2 separate regions of the Homo sapiens genome follow, and region 1 is linked to region 2. The links are chromatin loops, found by intact Hi-C in ENCODE. Cell type or tissue: gastrocnemius medialis. All regions are shown on one strand. Links, peaks and the distances in the headings refer to the core of each region. The heading gives the core; the rest is flanking DNA.

What was found. Hi-C counts contacts between places; a loop is a spot of excess contacts. Peaks named below come from ENCODE experiments on the same cell type or tissue, not always from the same donor. Only the 100,000 strongest peaks of a DNase experiment are listed, where the experiment ranks them.
Region 1: it touches region 2 in a loop (3-fold over the local background); 4 of 110 quality-filtered maps call a loop at or near these places.

The regions. Positions count from the first base shown.
Region 1 is chr3:5,049,710-5,054,104 of GRCh38, forward strand. No RefSeq gene overlaps it. Among named protein-coding and RNA genes, the nearest start is that of ARL8B, 70 kb to the right of the region's middle. In gastrocnemius medialis, for the core only: no CTCF peak of the experiment used is centred there; DNase peaks (open chromatin) are centred at 1,860 and 2,312; H3K27ac peaks cover 3,180 bases.
Region 2 is chr3:4,805,147-4,809,541 of GRCh38, forward strand. It overlaps ITPR1 (inositol 1,4,5-trisphosphate receptor type 1), which reads left to right. Exons shown (of 62, transcript NM_001378452.1): 55 at 957-1,121. Among named protein-coding and RNA genes, the nearest start is that of EGOT, 56 kb to the left of the region's middle. In gastrocnemius medialis, for the core only: no CTCF peak of the experiment used is centred there; DNase peaks (open chromatin) are centred at 2,345 and 2,925; H3K27ac peaks cover 3,239 bases.

The DNA of each region.
Region 1 (4,395 bases), core at 274-4,273, 240 kb after region 2:
AATACAGTAGGCATGTGGAATTGCAGTTGGCTAGGAAACTAGCAGTATCTGCTATCCCTGGTGAGTGTGGGGAGACAAGAGGGAAAGCCGTTCTGCCACACGTCTGAGCTCACCGAATCATCATATAAACTTATGAAGTAGGTCCTTGTCCTGTTTCACAGATAAAAAATGAGGCATAAGACACACAGAGATCTATCTGACTCCAAAGTCCTGCTTGCTGCTCTTGGCCTGTCTGTGCCGCAACTACAATTACAGAATGGAACGTCAGAATCAATTTTTAAAAATCCTTTGGGGAAGGCAAAGGAGGAGGTGAATCCCCAGTTTCAGTTAATCAAGGATTAGCCCCGGTATAAATAGAATTTCCATGATCATATTGGCTGATCACTGAATTCCCTTACTGACGTCAGCCAAAGATCCCTTTATAACAAGGGACAGTGCCCACTTTGTGGGAGGAAAAAAGAGCAGGTGTGTTAATCTGCAACTTTATCCAGGACTAAATTTACCTTTAAAAGGAATGCAGGCAAGTTGTCTCTGAAGCAACTCTGTATTATTCCAGGGTCGAGGCAAAAATCCTCTGTGATTCTCTCCCCACCAATTTTCTTATTAGCCTCATCTCCATAAGAAAAATTTGCATCAATTTAAAATTCAACCCCTCCCGGCTGGGTGCGGTGGCTCATACTTGTAATCCCAGCACTTTGGGAGGCCGAGTCAGGTGGATCACTTGAGATCAGGAGTTCGAGACCAGCCTGGACAACATGGTGAAATCCTGTCTCTACTAAAAATACAAAAAATTAGCCAGGTGTGGTGGTGCACACCTGTAATCCCAGCTACCGGAGAGGCTGAGGCAGGAGAATTGCTTGAACCCAGGAGGTTGAGGTTGCAGTGAGCCAAGGTGGCGCCACTGCACTCCAGGCTTGGCAACAAAGTGAGACTCTGTCTCAAAAATAAATAAATAAAATTCAACCCCTTCCTCAGCCTTTGCTGATAGATGCACTGGCAAATGTCAGAGCCCACATCTAAGGATGCAGTTGGTGGGGTGGGGTGAGGAAATGTGGCAAGCATCTCTCAGGAGGCTCCGGGGCGGAAGAGGAAGTGCCCACCAATGGCTGAGCTGACCTCCAAGTTGAATCCCTCAGTCTGCATAGAGTGACTTGCTGCCCAATGCCAGACTGGGCACTTGATTTCAGACCTCTGGCCAGGTCATAAAGAAGCCCAGGTTGGCGCCACAGCTCATGCCGATAATTCCAGCACTTCGGGAGGCTGAGGTGGGAGGATTGCTCGAGCCTAGGAGTTTGAGACCAGCCTGGATAACACAATGAAACCCCATCTCTATTTCATAACAAACAAAGAAGACAAAACACCAAAAGCAAAGAAGCCCTGACGCGGGTCCTGCCCATACCTACTAGGTGGCTTTACCGTTTCTCAAGGCCCTCCTAAGTACCAGGCACTGGGTTAAGCACATTACTTACATCATCACACATAGTTCTTACTCCCACCCTCAGAGGTAGGTGATTTTCCCACGGATCAGTAAACCAAAGCTCATGACAGCAATGTGTCCAAAGCCGTAAGGAGACGGCAGAGTTGGGATTTTATCTGAGGTCTGGTTGCAAGCATAAAGCTCGTAACTACTGTGCCCTACTTCCTCTGCTCACCTAAAGAACTCAACTATATTTTCAGGTCCCCATGAAACATCTACCAGGTGGATGTGATATGACTCTCTCATAACAATTCAGAGAAATTAAAAAGATTTGCCCCAAGTGACACAGGTGGTAAATGGTGGAGCCGGGATTTGAACCTGAATCTGAGTAGCCTCACACCCAGAGCTGCCTCTGTCCATGAATAGCCTCCCCCATGAATTGCCTCGCTTAGTTTATGCTGCTGATCCCAGTATTCCCCGTGCCTGTGTGGCCTTCCACGTGGAGAGCCAGCTTCTTTATAACAGAGAATTAACACGTTTAAAAAGTCAGGACAGGGGAAGATTATGTTTGATATTATAAGCTGGTTTTCAGATATAGATGTATATGAATTATTTTTCCCTCTCTCTGAAATAGCTTTGGGTTTTCTAAAGTAGTCTTCTGCTATTAAAAATGCCCCATCCATTTTCCCAAGGTCTCTTCAGGTCGGTATATTTAAAAAAAGAAAGACTTCAACTTGTCACTCAGCTCTCATTTTGTATGAATCATAGCAGGACTCAATGTGGGGAAACAGCCTTGTTCTAAGAACCAGTAATAGAAGCTGGGGTTTGTCACCTTCACGGCTGCATTTCAAATCCCACTTGGGTGTTTGTTTGGGGCCCATGTGATGGTACATCCTTGACCCAGGGAGAACCGAGCAATTGGGCTGTGGCCACCTCAGTAGACAGGTGCCCAAGTCACAGAGGCAGCTGCCTCTGTGATCAAACCCTGGACAGAGGCCAAAGAGAAAGAGTTGTTAGAGGAATGGCTCTTTCTCCCTTCTTAGATGGTATTTCTTAGTCAGGGGTAATAAAATAATGACAACAATAATAACAGCAGCAGCTAACAGTCATTAAACACTGCTGTAATTATTCTCAATAGTGTTGTTGCTATTGTCACTACATTAATTAACTAATTCAACCATCAAAATACCCTATTAGTAGCAATTATTGTTGTAACAAAATGTGGTGCTTAGAGATCAGACAAAGGTCTCTAAGCAGAGAGACCTAAGTTTGACTCTTACTGTTACCTCTTGCTGATCCTGTCGGTCTGGGAAGTTACTCAAGTTAGGCCTCAGTTTTTCTCATCTGTAAAATGGAGACAATAAAATTATCTGTTCCATAGAGTTGTTGGGAGTAGGATTAGGTAGAATCGTGTATATAGTTCTTGGCTCAGAGTGACGGCTCAATGACTGGAAGTTGATATGTGGCCTAATGGTTAGGATAAAAAAAAAATTGGAAGTGATCATTAGTTATTGCAAGTAAAGTGCTGGCAAACTCAAATAGGCCCTACTGCCATTTCTGTACCTTCAAGAACAGCTAGCTTTCTAGAGCCAACCATTCTCTCTCTAAGCACCTAAAAGAATCTGAACTTCCCATGAATGATGATGTGGAAGGAAAAAGAATGAAATAATCTCTAGAAACAAACTATGGTTTCTTGCCCATGAACCAGAAAACGGTACTCAGCTATCTTATTTGGTAGATTTTAGCTCAGCAGGGTTTTGCGTGGTGGTGGTGGTGGTGTTGGTGAGGGTGAGGTGGTCTGGAACACAGGAGGTAGGGAGGAATCTTGTTTTTTGGCTTCCATTTCTGCCTTGGATTTAGTACCAAATGTATTTTCTCACCAGCAAGATCAAACAGATGGAAAAAAATAGTCAGACCTGTGCCCGACATGGCTCATGACATCCTGCTGGATGGCACGGAGGAGGAGAAAATAAATCAAAGTAGTTGCTACCACAGCCATTCGCATCTTAGAGGAGAGGACAACATAAATCTTTTCTGTGAGCTAGGCCCTGAAATAGGGTGAGAAATTGCTGCAAAATGAATATTCAGTCAGGAATGTTGGTGGCCTGGTTTTCTTAAGAGTGGAGCTTGTTTATGGATCTGATTATCTTTTAGGACAAACCCAGTAAACCCTGCTGTGAAGTTGTGGGCTCCTTCTCCCTTCCCATCCATGTTCCTTTCTATTAACACTCACTGAGGGCTAACCCTGTGCCAGGCACAGAGCTACACCCCTGAGGATATGGGGTCATGGATTTGACATAGTGCCTGCCCTCAAGAATGTACAGACTAGGGGAAGAGATGGACACTGAACAAATTATTACCCCAACAACCACAGTGAGAGATGCCAAGAAGGAGGCACCTCCAACAGAGCAGTATAAGAGTGAGTGAAGGCCACCCCGCCTAGTCTGGGGGTTCATGGACAACTTCTCCGAGGAAATGATATTTGAGCCAAGACCTGAAGGGTGAGCAGAAATTAGCCAGGCAAAGAATGTGTGGTGGGGACGTGGGTGGGGAAGCTTAGCATTTTTGAGAAATAAGGAAATGGCCAGTGTGGCTGAAGCTCTGAACGCAAAGGGGAGAGTGATGTGGTGTGGGGCTGCAGAGGTGGCCAGGAGCCAAGGCTGGCCTAATTTCCTCTCACTTTGTGTGTCTCCTCTTTAATTCTTTTTTTTTTTTTTTTTTGAGACAGAGTCTCACTCTATTGCCCAGCTGGAGTGCAGTGGCTCAATCTCAGCTCACTGCAACCTCCTCCTTGGTTCAAGCAACTCTGCCCGTGTAGCTGGAATTACAGGCGTGTGCCACGACGCCCAGCTGATTTTTGTATTTTTAGTAGAGACGGGGTTTCATCAAGTTGGTCAGGCTGGTCTCGAACTCCTGACCTCAAGTAATCCACCCACCTCAGCCTCCCAAAGTGCTGGGATTACAGGTGTGAGCCATGG
Region 2 (4,395 bases), core at 192-4,191:
TTTTGACCAAGAAACCAACAGCCTCGCTTCAGGCACAGCTGATACAGGGGCTCACACAGTGTCCTCAGGGCCCAGTTCCTCCTTGCCATCTTTTGGCTCTGTGTCCCCAGTGCTGGTGGTGCCTTCAGTGTTGGTAATGTGGCAGCTCCAGAGTTCACAGCTGCTCAGGTTCAAGGTCAGTGGGAAAGAACAAAATTATCTTTGGCTGCAATCCCAAGAAAGAGCTCAGTGGACATCATTGGCTCCATTTGGTCCTGTGTCTATCTCTAAACCAGTCATTGTACCCAGGGGAATACAATATTGTGATGGCCAGGTTGGAGCCCCACCCAGACCTCAAAGACTGCTACTCAGAGAGGAATGGTCCCCAAAGGAAAATTAGAAGTTATTCCCAGAAGAGAGGGCAGGGGAATAGAACTCATCCTGAAGTCCCTTATATTTTTTTTCCCCCAAGAAAATTGTTGTTTTCCCTGTGAACTTAGGAGCATTGAAAGGCAAGAACTGATCACTGCTCATTAAATTGCCACCTTACAGTGCCTAGAATGTAACAAATTCAGAAAATGCTTTTGATCATGCTGATCACAGGGTTCGTGGATTGAGGTGACTTCTGTGTTTGACTAACTCATACAAGAATGTTAGAAATGATTCATATCTCATTTTGAAAATCATAATCTCAGTATGTGTTAATTTTGTTTTTGCCATAGAGAAATGCTACTTGATTACTGTTGCGCATGAAGTTATTTGACTACCATGTAATTTGTAATATGCCTGAAAAGCAAAGTAATGAAATGACTTAGATCTGCAAATGGGTCTTGGCGGGTTTGGTGGGCACCGGGTGGAAAAGGAAGCGTTTGTTTGGGCACGGTGACTGAAATACATTTGTGTGAGATGCTCTCGTTGCTCTCATGAAGAGTTTGGCACAGTCCGTGCCATCTGACTGTTCCTGTCATTGTTCTCAGGTATGCAATAAAATCATCTTTCTAATGAGCTTTGTGGGCAACTGTGGGACATTCACAAGAGGCTACCGAGCCATGGTTCTGGATGTTGAGTTCCTCTATCATTTGTTGTATCTGGTGATCTGTGCCATGGGGCTCTTTGTCCATGAATTCTTCTACAGTCTGCTGGTGAGTACCTGGTGTGGAAATATTTTATGTGTGGGGAAACTAGGAGAGTGTCCTATGTCCTCTCTCTCATCACAGACCCTTCCTTTTAATGGTGATTGGTGTGCCTGGTCCACCAAGATTGAAGCTCCACAGTTGGCAGCCTTTGGGGGATCTGAGAGGAAAGCTCCACAGGAATTGGGTCAGCCCAGGAATTCAAGAGTCACACAACCGCACTGTGTACTGGGCACTCCCGATCTGTTACTTCTCAGTAATGGAACATGCCTGTAGTAGGTTCAGGAGATGTTTCCTTTCCATGCACCTTTGTTTTTCTTTACTTCTTAGACTCAGCCGCACTTACACCAAGAGGAGTGTTTTTGAGGCTGTCATCCAACAGCTCTCAGGGAGTCCATTTCTTGTGAACACGTGTAGCGACCATAAGAGTAGGAGCTAGTTTTGAAGCCCCGGGATTCATGATCATGAGCTCAGTAGATTTATTGGTCTAGGAGACCCTTTCAGTAGCTCATTTTCCTCCGATATGAGCCAAGTGCTTAATGTCTTGACAGTCTGTAAGACAAGCTGGTTCCATCACCTTCCTCCTGAGCAGGTTTTTAAATGACAAATCAAGGAACTACTTACTTTCCTGTAGTTGGAGGGAATCTAGACCTGTGGCGTTGTAGATAAGAAACCATTTTCTTGTGCCTACATAAAATGACAGGAAGCATAAAACTGACCTATCTGCAAGCAACACCATAAACAGCCTAGGAATATTAAAATATTTGTGAGGACAAAAATGATCAAGGCCTAAGGGTTGGCTTACAAAGAGGGGGACTTACAAAGAGAGGGGGGCTTACAAAGAGAGGGGGGCTTACAAAGAGAGGGGGGCTTACAAAGAGAGGGGGGACTTACAAAGAGAGGGGGGCTTACAAAGAGAGGGGGGCTTACAAAAGGCAGAGCAAGGGAAGCTCTTCAGGGAGATGCTTAGAAAACCCCCCCGAAGCGCGTATGAGAGGCATCCAGCCACGATCTAGTTTGATCCTATTGCGTTTTCTTAAAGTGAACTGAGGAGCAGTTCAGCATCAGAAGCTGGGAGTTACTCTTATCTTTCTGCAATAGGTTAGAGATTTGAAAGTACAAAATGCAACTGTGTGAGATGCTCCCTTCGCTTAACGTACTTGACTGCCTTGTGCCACAGTTTCCTCATCTACAAAATGAGAACAGTGTATCTCCCTCACAGGGCCGTCACAGGGATTACATGCAGCTGTTCAGGTCAGGGTCTTAGAATAGCACTGCCGAATGATTGCCAGCTATTTTATTGTCTTTGTCATTCTATATTCCTTCCCCCGTCCAAAACACCATAAGGAATTCACCGTTCAGATCACTAGGATTAGCTCATACCATTAGGGGTGGATTTTGGCAGGCTAAAGGGAATGGATTCTTTTCCCTCATCTTAAAATAGGTCTGGCTATATTTTGAGGTTTTAGGCAAAGAGGTCTCAGGATATCCTTGTGATTCCCATTATGTCGCCTATTTTGGTCACTTTGTATCAGAAACCTTTAGAGACTTACGTCTGTTTCTGGAACTTTTTGTCTCATGCCATCATGTCCCTGGACAACAAATTCCTGTCCTCCCTTGGGAGGGCGGCAGAGTTCAGTTGGTGGTCTCTCTCATCCCTGCCAAGGGCTCTCTCCCAAGAGACAGGAGATGCCCCTTTGGTCAACGCCACCTTGCCCCAGTAGACACTTCGACCTTTCCTCCAATCTGCCTCCAGTTGGCTTGGCTTCTTTTCTGTTCATTTGAGTCCTCTTCTCTTCATCACTTGCAATGCAGGCCAGTGCCAGTGCCTGACGCAGGGCACATAATGGTGAGAGGAACACAGTCCCTACCCTCATAGGCCTCACAGTCAGGAGCACATTACAGGGACAGCCGTTTTGTGAGTGGTCACCCTGCACTCTTCTCTACACACTCTCACTACCACCTTTGAGGTAGATGGTATCTTCCAATTACACCTGAGGAAACTGAGGCTTGGTGAGGTTAGGTAACTTGCTCAGAGTCACACTGTCAGTAACTGGTGGAGGCAGGAGAGCCTCACAACTCTGTTGATTCCCAAGTTGACACTGCCTTTTATTCAAGCATGTGAAAAAGTCCTTGCATCAGTGAAACTGGCATTTCACGTTCCAGTTTGCATCTGTGCTTTCAAGTCTCCAACCTATCACAGAAAGATAAGAGTAACTCTCAGCTTCTGATCATGCTACCTCAGTTCACTTTTAGGAAACGCAATAGGATCAAACCAGATTATGGTTGGCTGCCTCTCCTGTGCTTTGCGGGGGGATTTTCTAAGCTGTGTGGACCTTGACTTGTTTGTGTCTTCAAGTGATGTGCTCCTTTTGGTATCAAAGCAGTACTCAATGTGTCTGGTAAGAACCAGAAAACACTGACACTTCAAATTATTCTACTAATAAGGAAAGCCTGCAACCAAAAGAAATCGGGCTGCCTGTAAAAGGAGAGAGACCTGAGCAGGGAACACCCATGTGTTCCAGAGTTGGGAGAGCTCCCTCCATGCCAGCAGGCCGGAAGGTAGGGAGGGTGATCTGGTGGCCTAATTAAACTGCTGCCCCCCCTCCCCCACAAAGACTGGCCGGACCTGGTCGTGAGCCTGCATTAAAGCTGTGTCCTTAGAAAAATATTAACACCTGGAGATGAAAATGTGCAAAGTTCATAAGCAGGCAGTTAACAAAAGCAGAAATCCAGATGGTCAGTAAACATGGAAAAATGTTCATCCTTGGTGCTAAACAAAGACATGCTAATTAAAACAGCGCAATCCTGTGTTTTACCTGTGACATTAGTAAAGGTTAAAAAGCCTGATGGTGCCCAGTACTAGTGAGAGTGGGGTAAAATGGGCATGATTCTTTACTAGTGGTGAATGTAAACTGATCCTGCCTTTCTGAAAGCAGCAGGCAAAATGTTTCTCTTATACCATTTGACTCAAATACTCCATTTCCAAAAATTCGCCGAAAAGGAATAACTAGACGAGCACGTATGGAGGCATGTATAGAAGTGTTCCTCACAGCATTATTTGTTATGACATATAATTGGAAACATCTTGACTGTTTTTAAAAAACATATTGGTTATGTTAATCATGTTTTTCCCATATAGTGAAATACCAGGTGATCATTTTTGACAGGAAAATGTTCCTGATGGCTTGGTGAAAGGCTGGTTATGTGCCAGTATTATGGTCTAATATTTTTGTAAACAATATATATCTATAAATTGCATTTTTTAAGGCCAGAAGGAATT